Linked DNA regions of Homo sapiens: region 2 is linked to region 1. Evidence: read pairs that join two places in POLR2A ChIA-PET (ENCODE). Cell type or tissue: K562. All regions are shown on one strand. Links, peaks and the distances in the headings refer to the core of each region. The heading gives the core; the rest is flanking DNA.

Region 1 (5,377 bases), core at 224-5,223:
TGCATCTCCCTGGCTTCAGGTGCTTCTGGAAGGATGTGCTGTTCCCTGAATTACAGACAAACACCCCAATCTCTGCCTCCATGTTCATATGGCATTTTCCCTATGTGTGTCTCTGACCATGTTTCCTCGGTTTTTTGTTTGTTTGTTTTTTGCTGTTGTTGTTTTGTTTTGAGATCGAATCTCGCTCTGTCGCCCAGGCTGGAGTGCAGTGGCATGACCTTGGCTCACTGCAACCTCTGCCTCCCAGGTTCAAGTGATTCTCCTGCCTCAGCCTCCCAAGTAGCTGGGATTACAGATGCCTGCCACCACCTTCAGCTAATTTTCATATTTTTAGTAAAGATGGGGTTTCATCAGGTTGGCCAGGTTGGTCTCGAATTCCTGACCTCAGGTGATCCACCTGCCTCAGCCTCCCAAAGTGCTGGGATTACAAGCCTGAGCCACTGCATTCAGCCATTTCCCCCTTTTATAACAACACCGCTCCTGTTGGATTGGGAGCCCACTCTACTTCAGTATGATGTCATGTTAACCCATTACATCTGTAACCACCCCATTCCCATATAAGATCCCATTTTGAGGTTCTGGGGCTGAGGACTTCAATATCAATTCGGCGGGGGGGAGCCTACAATGTAAATTTGTAACATTGTCTCTGTCATGGGCCAGCTGTCAATATTCCCTGAATATCCAGGATCCACCCATGCTCTCTGGCCATCACCAGAGTGAGCAAATCCCTGACACATGGATAAGAGTTGCTTCCATGGGCTCCCAGCCAGGCTGGAAATTCTTGATTCATGGAATCAAGAATCTTTCTCCAGTGGGTGGGGCTAAATGCAGCTGCCTCCCTGACAGTCTCCCTGGGACACTAGGCTTATCAGCTTTTCTCCTAAAGCTGCAGGTCCTGACTGTCCTGAGCCCCAGCTCTGCTGTGGTCTTTGCATCTTAAGATCTTATTCAACTCGCTTTTGTGCCTCAGTGGACTGACTTACAGGAAAACAGTGGGAGATGCCCCTGCTCTCTCTCCCCAGGGTCTCCTCCCCTCAGTGGCACAAGACCTGCCCTATTGACTGGCAGTCCCCCCATGCCCATCTCAACCTCCACACTGCCCACTGTGCACGGTCACAGGTCACAAACTGATTGTTCACTTTGGGCAGATCACCTTGACAGTTTCTGCAGAACTGGGTGCTTCTTCCCAGAATCAGGAATTTACAAACAAGGCCAGTTCTAGAGATGCAACTGGGAGAGTAATGTGCATCACAGCGAATCTGGACAAGACAAAGTGGTTTTGCTGTAGTTCTCCTGGAACACATTCTGGTGATGTGTCCATCTCCCAGGATAGTCTTAGCAAGTTACATCCAATGCTGCATCAGGACCCACAAGAAAAGGAACTGGCCTGCATGAGTGGCCGGCAGGGTCCTGGGAGGAGACCCTGAGATGCCCAGTGACAGGAGGAGTGGATTCTTAGGTTGGTAAGCGTGTGGAGGAACTGCGAGTGATGTGCTCAGCCAGGTACAGGAGCAGGCGTATTGGTGACCTGTGGCCTCATCTTATCTCAGTTGTCTCTTTAGACCAAACTCCAGGAAATCAGCACATAGAGACTTCTGTCTGTCTCCGAGATCATCGCAGGACTTCACACGTCTTTTCTATTTATAATACAACATCATGTTGTGATTGAATTACTTTCATCACAGCCTCAACAGTCCTAGGTCTGAAAACTAATACATATACTTAGAATATTAATTAAGGAATACTTTCTTGTCAATTATGTTTATTAAATTAAAAGACTTCAGTATCTAGTGTTACAGCTGTCCTAATTCAACAGCCTTGACCTTCTTAGAAATAAAATCCTGATCCCAAATTTTTCTGGGGATATGACTGGCACAAGGAGCCAAGCAGACATCTGGATGTCCCAGTGTCACTGCTGACATGTGCTTTTTTGTTATCTGTCATGGGGTGAACAGAGGAAGTGTCCCTACCTCTGTCCACAGAACCCATCAAAGACAGTGCACCTGATTAAAGAAGAGAGGGTTGTGATCAGAGGGGTCCGGGGTCCTGGGATGAGGTGGGAGGAGGAGACTCATGGGAAGAAAGGAAGCAGGGCAGGAAGAAGCTGAAGTTCAGGCTCTGAGGTGCATCTCCTGCATGGAATCTTGACTCCACTCACTTCTGTCATTGTGTAATCTTTCAATGTTGGTTCTGTCATCAGTAAACTTGAGGAGAGGTTATGCCATAAGCATAGGGCTGAGGAAGGGTTATTATAAATATCCAGTCATGGTTGTGCCTATAAAACACTCACCAAAGACTCTGAATATATTAAGGTCTCATAAGTAGTTGTTTTGCATAATCTAGTGATACATGGAGGATGGCATTCCTCCTGTGGACAGCAGGAGGCACTGTGGGTGTATTGTTTGGGGATGCTAATAGCTCCAAGTCCCCCAGTAGAGCTCACGTGCAAAGGGTGTGACTGATGTTTCCTTTCAGGTCCAGTCTTTTTGAGTACAATCCACTCTCCACTCCTGACACCCACTTGGCCCTTCTCCTGCCTTTGAGAAATGACTACCCTGAGGCCATCAGCTCCAGGGCTCAGCTATGAGCTCAGACAGACACGCTTGGGAATAGAGAACAGATTTGGATTCAATGCTCCTTCCTTCTTGAGCTTCAAGAAGAGGATAAGATAGGAGCTGGTTGTGTCCAGGCTCCACTGGGCAGCCTCGATCAGAGCTCTCGGAAGTGCCTCCCACCACGGCCTGTGTCTCCTTCTACCTCCTGCCCTTCATATTCTCCACAGGTTGGAGCATCCAGAGAATTCAGGGAAACCCTTTCACTGCTATTTCCCCCCAGCACTGGTCCTCAGTGGCATTCTTTCCAGTTCTCCTGTGCATTCAGCATCATTCATGAAATTATATGTTTCCAGGTCTCTGTGCTCTGTCTGTGCTGACCCAGCCCCCGTCTGCATCTGCCTGGCTGTGAGCCTCAGCCAAGGTCACCTACACCAGTGAATAGTATCAACAGAGACCAAGGAGGTCCCCCTAGTGTATAATGGAGGTTAAGAGTAATGGCAGCAACAGCAAGGGGAACAGGATCCCCAGTCACTTATTGGGCTCCAGCCCTGGGGCTGAATGCTACTTAATTATCTTCAACCTCCAATCTGAGGATGAGGCCGAGTATCACTGTGGAGAGAGCCACATGTTTGATGGTGAGGATGGGTGAGCCACAGTGACACAGACCAAGAAGTGAGGCCAAAACATACCCCCTCCCCTTCCTCTTCAAGGACTGAGAGTGAGAAGCCCTATGTCATCTCCATTGACCCTGAGAATGTTGACTCTCCCCCTTTCAAATTTCATCATCCCAGATGTCCTCCCTCAAGACACCCTTAGGCAGAGGCAGATGCAGGCCATGATTGAGGCCATTTTGATAAGTCATCAATCTGTTTCCACCACACCAGCCTGTGGGGACTACACTGGGAGAGACCAGAACAGCCCAGGCAGGAAAACGGCCCTGAGAGAGGGGTCGGGCTGAGATGACTGCATCCAGTGAGTGCCATTGCACCCTGCACCCCTGCCTCAGGGGACTGTCATGGGGCTCTGCCTGAGGAGGCAACATGGATCTTGACATGTCCCCAGCCATTTATGAGAACTGTAGTTGTGTGCATCCTCATTAACACTCAATATTATTGTCAGTTTTTGTTTAAAGCCACTCTAATAGATCTGTAGCGATTCTTATTAATTTTTTAACTTGTATTTTCTTAGCAACATCAGGCTGAGCATCTTTTCAGGTGCTTGTTATCTGTATATCTTCTTTGGTGAAAAGCTTAATCAAATCTTGGTCTATTTTTAAAATTCACTTTTCCCCATATTCCCCTTCATGCAGTATTTTTCAAAAATGGTGAATAAATGAAAGTTTTGCTGACATTTAAAAACTCACAGAATTGTTCACCACCAGACTGTTGCTATTAGAAGGGTAAAGGATATCCCTAGACAGAAGGAAAGTGATGTCACATTGAAATGTGAATTTACACAAAAAAGTGAAAACATCAGGCTGGGCCCAGTGGCTCATGTCTGTAATTTCAGCACTTTGGGAGACTGAGGCAGGAGTATTGCTTGAGCACAGGAGTTTGAGGCTGATGTGAGGTATGATCATACCACTGCAGTCCAGCCTGGGCAACATATTAAGAATCTGTCTCTATTAAAAAAAAAAAAAGGAAATAAAAAAATTAAATATCAGGTACAGTAACTACATAGATACTTGTGAAAACCTCTGTATTATGTTAATGCCAATAAAATACAGTTCACTGATCAAAGATAAATTAATAAAATACATTGTGATTTATAATGAAAATAAAGGCAAATTATATGACAAAGACAGCACAAAATCTGTGGTGGGTGAAGAACATGTTATCAAGGTCTCATATGGGAATGTGTAACAACTGCAGGTAGATTTTCATAAGATCTCTATATACATAAACCTTAAAGTAGTCATTAAATCAAACCTTTTGATCAAAAAAGAATTAGAGCGAATAAGCTACATTAGGGTTATCCACAGAAACAAAATTGGTAAGATATATATGTGTGTATAACATACATATGTGTATATACACATGCATGTATGTGAGCATATCGAGAGAGAGAGAGAAACTTAAAAGAAGAAATTGGTTCATAGGATTGTCCTGTCTGACAAGGATAAAAATCTCTTGGGCAGGCTGAAGGCTGGAAATGCAGGTAAGAGTTGATGTTGCGTCCTGAGCCTGAATTCAGCAATACAGGACTTAAGAAATCCTCACTCTTTGCTCTAAACACCTAAACACTTTCTTTTTTTTTTTTTTTTTTTTTGTGAGACAGAGTCTCACTCTGTCACCCAGGCTGGGTTACAGTGGTGTGATCTCAGCTCACTGCAATCGCCACCTCCCAGCTTCAAGTGATTCTTGTGCCTCATCCTCCCAGGTAGCTGGGATTACAGGTGTGCACCATCACATCCACCTAATTTTTGTATTTTTAGTAGAGACCGGCTTTCTCCATGATGACCAGGCTGGTCTCGAACTCCTGGCCTCAAGTGATCCTCCTGCCTCCTTGGCCTCCCAAAGTGCTGGGATTACAGGTGTGAGCCACCAGGCCTGGCCTGCTCTATACACTTTCTACTCATGAATGAGGCCCACCGCATTGTGATGAGTAATCTGCTTATACAAAGTCTACTGAGTTAAATGTGAGTCACATCTGGAAAATATCTTCACATAAACTTCTATGTTTGTACTGGACAAAATCAACCTGGAACCACATCCTAGTCAATGTGCCACTTAAAATTAACCATCACTTAAGCCGGCATGAAGATAGAAAGGAACCATTTTTTAAAGCAATCAAAAACAGAGACAGAGAAAGGGAAAGAAAAA
Region 2 (5,377 bases), core at 201-5,200, 55 kb after region 1:
CACCTGCCTGCTGGGGGTGGATTTATTTCATGTATGAGGTTTCCTCAGCCTGAGCCACAGCTGCCTCAAGGACACCAACCCTGTGGGACACTCCTCTGGGAAAAGCAAACAAGTGCCAAGAGGAGCATCTGAAGCTCTGGTGTGGGAGATGTCCTCCACCCTGGGTCAGGGGAGTCTGGAGGGGATGAGAAGGGACCAGGGGCCTGGGATTGAGCTGTGAAGGGAACCAAAAGGCAGGAGGGACAGGGCAGGGGCTGTCAGCTATGACTCAGGGGAGGTTCCTGGGCCTCAGGATCCTCCCTCTGAGGCCACCAGGGGGCGGGGGTGGCACATGCCTGGACCTGGGAGGTCCCTGCTGGGCTTCACCCTGGGTGGGTCCTAGGAGCTCCTTCCTCCTAAGTCCCCCTAAAGAGACAGAGGCATTCTGGGGTCCTAAATCTGTCATGCCCCCATAAATGCATTTCTACGAGGGCCAATAAATGAACTCCAGGTTTATCCAAGCAGCAGCTTCAGGCGTCTGCAGACACAGAGCGGGGAGGAATTAGCCAACCTGAGGCACCCTAGAAGGGCTGAAGGGGGCTGAAGGGGACTGAAGGGTCCCTGTGGGGCCTGTGGTCCTGGGGAGGGGAGAGCTGGGGTGTCTCCCAGCCACTCTGGGCCCTGTCCTGACACTTCTCCCACAAAGAAGGGAAGGGAAATCCTGGGACCCCACAGCCAGGACCAACCGTGAACCACAGGACAGGAAGGACAGGGACCCCCAAGGCTGGCTCCATTTCCCAGGCACTGTCATGGGCTGAGTCTCAGGAAATCCAAGTCAAGGAGTTTCAATCCCCCTGGCTGAGCCCCACTGTCCAAGGAAACAGAAGTCTACGGGCCCAGGCCCAGGTGAGGGTGGGGTAAGAAGAGGAGCTTAGGATGCAGATTTGCATGGAGGCCCCGCCCTCCTCTGAGGCATCAGGGTAAGACAAGGCTGGGGGCAGGCCCAGTGCTGGGGTCTCAGGAGGCAGCGCTCTGGGGACGTCTCCACCATGGCCTGGGCTCTGCTCCTCCTCACCTCCTCACTCAGGGCACAGGTGACGCCTCCAGGGAAGGGGCCTCGGGGACCCTTGGGCTGATCCTTGGTCTCCTGCTCCTCAGGCTCACCTGGGCCCAGCACTGACTCACTAGAGTGTGTTTCTCCCTCTTTCCAGGCTCTTGGGCCCAGTCTGCCCTGATTCAGCCTCCCTCCGTGTCCGGGTCTCCTGGACAGTCAGTCACCATCTCCTGCACTGGAACCAGCAGTGATGTTGGGAGTTATGACTATGTCTCCTGGTACCAACAGCACCCAGGCACAGTCCCCAAACCCATGATCTACAATGTCAATACTCAGCCCTCAGGGGTCCCTGATCGTTTCTCTGGCTCCAAGTCTGGCAATACGGCCTCCATGACCATCTCTGGACTCCAGGCTGAGGACGAGGCTGATTATTAGTGCTGCTCATATACAAGCAGTGCCACTTAACCACAGTGGTCCAAGTTCTTGGGGAACTGAGACGAAAACCTGCCCTGGGCTCTCAGGCTCCCTTTTTGCTCTGAAGATGTTTCCTCACCCAGTGCAACGGGCTTCCTGAAGCACAGCCTTGAGAATTCTTCTCCCTCAGCAACTCTCTTTTCCCACCATGAAATCCAAAGGAAACCTGCTCTGTGGTTTCTCATCCAGGACAGGGACAGCTTCCTTTTGCTTGTGTGTTGTGGTCCCTGAGTGGGTGCAACTCTTCCTAGCTTTTTAAATTATGGGAGGGTGACAATGAGCTCCCTGACTGGTGCAGTCCCTGCTGTTTTCAGGAACATCCTCATCCTAAATGCATCTGAATCTCCCACTGTGTGCAGACCAATCTGGACAGATGTTATTAGGGGGAGTTTCCAGAAGCCACATCTTACTCAACTCTGTATCCACCACACTCTGGTGAAGATGCTTTTTTGGTGCCCATCCTCTTGGGTAAAGTCCACTCTCTACTCATGACAGCCATGTGTCCCATCTTCTGAACTTGGGAAATTGCCACACCAAACCCTCAGGCTCAGGGCCCACATAGGAGCTCAGAAAGACGCACTGGGAAATGGAGAAGAGATCTGCATCCACCCCTCAGTGGAGAGACACCTAACTAGATAATAAGATAAGGAAGTAGGTTTGCATGATGAGTCTCCCCTTCTTATGATAAGAGAGACCTAGAGACCCCCTTCTCAGGTGTGCGCTCAGAGGCAGAACTCTGAAGCATCTCCACCATGGCCTGGACCCCTTTCCTGCTCACCCTGCTCACTCTCTGCACAGGTGCTGCTTCCCAGGGCTCAACCCCCACAGCACCAGGGAACAGCCTGGCCCTGACTTTCAGCTCATCACGGCAGTGATGCAGGGTATGGCACTCTGAGAATGAGACCCTCATCTTCAGACTCACCTCTCCTGTCCTCGCTTGCAGGTTTTGTGGCCTTCTCTAAGCTGACTCAGCTGCCTGAAGTGTCTGTGGCTTTGGGACAGATGGCCAGGATCACCTGCCATGGAGAGGACTTAGAAAGCTATTATGCACACTGGTACCAACACAAGTCAGTCCAAACCCCTAATCTCATTGTATACAATGATAGAAAGCTGTGCTCAGAGATCACTGAGCGATTCTCTGGTTCCTGCTCAGGGGGAACAGCCACACTGACCATTACTGGGGCTCACGTTGAAGACGAGGCTATTTTTGTTTTTCTGGAGATAAAAACACATTCATAGTGACACAGACAGATAGGGAAGTGAGGCACAAACCCCATCACCATCTGTATCACTCTCTTTCTTAAGCCCCAGGAGTATTGTGGACAAAGTCGTGAGCAGGGTTAGCCCAGCTCAGCTGGATGTGTGACCCCGAGGCACCTTTCACTCTAGTCATCCAGGAAGGCTCTACAGAGGGTGGGTCAGGAGAAAATTTGGGGCTGAAAACTAAGCTGTCCTGGTGTTGTTTAGCTAGGTATGAATTGGCTTAAGATGACCTGACTGGTAGGACAGTCACAGCAAGATAACCATTGAGTAATCATGTTGCCTGGATTTCCTTTTGTTTAATGACCAAACCTAAGGTAGCTCTCTGGTCCAAAATGCCCTGGATTAGTCCCCTGGACTCCTCATTCTTTAACTGAGACCTTTGATCCCAGCTGTCATGGCATCATGATGTCGTGAACAGGGAAGTCCATTGTAATGGCAACTGTGACATCAGGGGTCATTTACCCACTATCTACCCAAGGCCGCAGGGAATCCTTGGCTTCTCACAGCTTTTTCTCACTGGAAAATGCCATTGAGTGCAGAGTACTGTGTCTTCCAAGGATGTGCCCCCTCCATAATGTGGTTTGGGAGCAATGATTGCCTGATGCCTAGATTCCAAAGCCATGCTTTAATTCAGGATGACCTTGAAGTGCCTCCTGCTGAGTGCTCAATTGTAACACATTCCCAGAAGAGCCTCCCACACTTATTTTCTGGGACTATATACCCGAACCCTACTGCATGGAATTCAACCTCTCAGAGTAACTTTCCAAGAAACCCAAAAATTAAAAACTAAACAACAACAAGAAAACAATATAGAGAGAAGAGTATCAAAGAAAAGCAAGTTGTACAAAGAGAGAACTCTGGAGTCTTCAAATATTAATAAGCATCAAGCAGCACATGTGTGGACGGAAACTCCATTTTCAGACAAACAGCAGTCCAAAGACACTCGCGGGAACACTCCACAGAGCATTCTTTCTCTCTCTCTCTCTCTCTCTCTCTCACACACACACACACACACACACACACACACAAACACAAAATATGAATCCTGCTTGTTCCTACAGTCACAGAGGAAAGGCCTGAGTTAAGGAGCATGAGGTCGAATCCTCGGAACAGCTTTGCCTCAGTCCTGGAGAAAATGTCAGCCTAGACAATAGGCTGGTCTGGTCTCAACTAAGTAAGTTAAAAAGCAAGTTTTAAAAAGTACCAAGTTTCCGAGTAATTATACTAAATCCAAGAATAAAAGACCAAATAGACAGAGAAGTGCAAGTATATTCTAAATCCAACAAGGAAAAACTCAAAATGTCTAGCACCTATCAGATTTCCTTGCAAGAACCAAGAAAATACATGCTATAAAAAGCAGAAAAGTTCATCAGTCCAAAGTCTCCCTGAAATTGCACAGATGATAGACTTTGTAGGAAGAATACAAAAGCGATACTTATAACTATCTTCCACTTGCTCAAGAGGGTACGGGATTGATTGAACATGTTAAGTGGAGACACGGTAGACATAAAAAGATCAAAGTTGAACTTACAGAAATTACCTCTAAAATGTCCGCGATAAAAATAAATACATAAATAAATAAGGGCCAGGCATGGTGGCTAATGCCTGTAATCTCAGCATTTTGGGAGATCATGGTAGAAGGATTATTTGAGCCCAGGAGTTTGAGAACAGCCTGGGTGACACAGGGAGACCCTGTCTCTACAAAAAAATAACAAAATCAGATAGATGCATGGTGCACACCCATGGTCCTAGCTACTTAGGAAGTGGTGGAAGAATTGCTTGAGCTCTGTAGGTCAGGATGGCAGTGACCTGTGATCATGCCGCTGAACTTTGGCTTGGGTGATAGAATGACACCGTCTCAAAAAAAAAATGTCTGAGAATAATTGTAGATTAGCTCCCGCAAAATAATAGATTACTGAACCTGAAGATATAACAATGAAGCTCTTCAAAATGAAACACCAAAAAAGAGAAGATAAAAAATTACACTGAGCATCAATGAGTTTTACGACATCTTCAAGGAGCCTTAATTGTATAATTAAATGAACTAAAGGAGACAAGATTGGTGGAGGGAGAGGGAGGGTACAAAAACCACTTAAAGAAATAAGGAAAAACGTGCAAAATTTGGTGAAAACTATAAACTTATGATTTCACATAGTTTAACACAACCCAGACACCCACACACAAACACAAACACACAGACATCATATACACAAAAAAACACACACATAAAGAAAACATCAACACCCGCCATAATCAAATTGCAAAAAAAAAAAAAACAAAAACAAAAACAAAAAAAAACTGTGATGGAGAAATGCTCTTAAAAGCAGCCAGAGAGAAAAGACATGTTTGATGCAGGTGAACACCATAATGATGAGAGTAGCTTTCCCATTAGAAACAATACAAGCAAGAAGGCAGTGGAGGTACATTCATAAAACTTTTTAAAACTTACTACGCACAGCATTGTACATATTCAGTGTAATCCCTATCAAAACACCGATGTCATTCTTCACAGAAATAGAAAAAAAAAATCAATCTTGAAATTTATATGGAATTACAAAAGACACTGAATAGCCAAAGCAATAGTGAGCAAAAAGAATAAAGCTGCAG

What was found. Peaks named below come from ENCODE experiments on the same cell type or tissue, not always from the same donor. Only the 100,000 strongest peaks of a DNase experiment are listed, where the experiment ranks them.
Region 2: POLR2A ChIA-PET joins it to region 1 with 5 read pairs; 7 of 35 experiments call an interaction of 5 or more read pairs at or near these places.

What each region holds. Positions count from the first base shown.
Region 1 is chr22:22,800,157-22,805,533 of GRCh38, forward strand. It overlaps IGL. Among named protein-coding and RNA genes, the nearest start is that of MIR650, 20 kb to the right of the region's middle. In K562, for the core only: no CTCF peak of the experiment used is centred there; DNase peaks (open chromatin) are centred at 2,405 and 3,529; H3K27me3 peaks cover 2,238 bases.
Region 2 is chr22:22,855,562-22,860,938 of GRCh38, forward strand. The region is part of intron 2 of LOC105372948 (a long non-coding RNA gene); the gene reads right to left. It also overlaps IGL, the pseudogene IGLV2-5 and the pseudogene IGLV3-4. Among named protein-coding and RNA genes, the nearest start is that of MIR5571, 28 kb to the right of the region's middle. In K562, for the core only: no CTCF peak of the experiment used is centred there; DNase peaks (open chromatin) are centred at 300, 769, 2,960, 3,027 and 4 weaker places; H3K27me3 peaks cover 1,458 bases.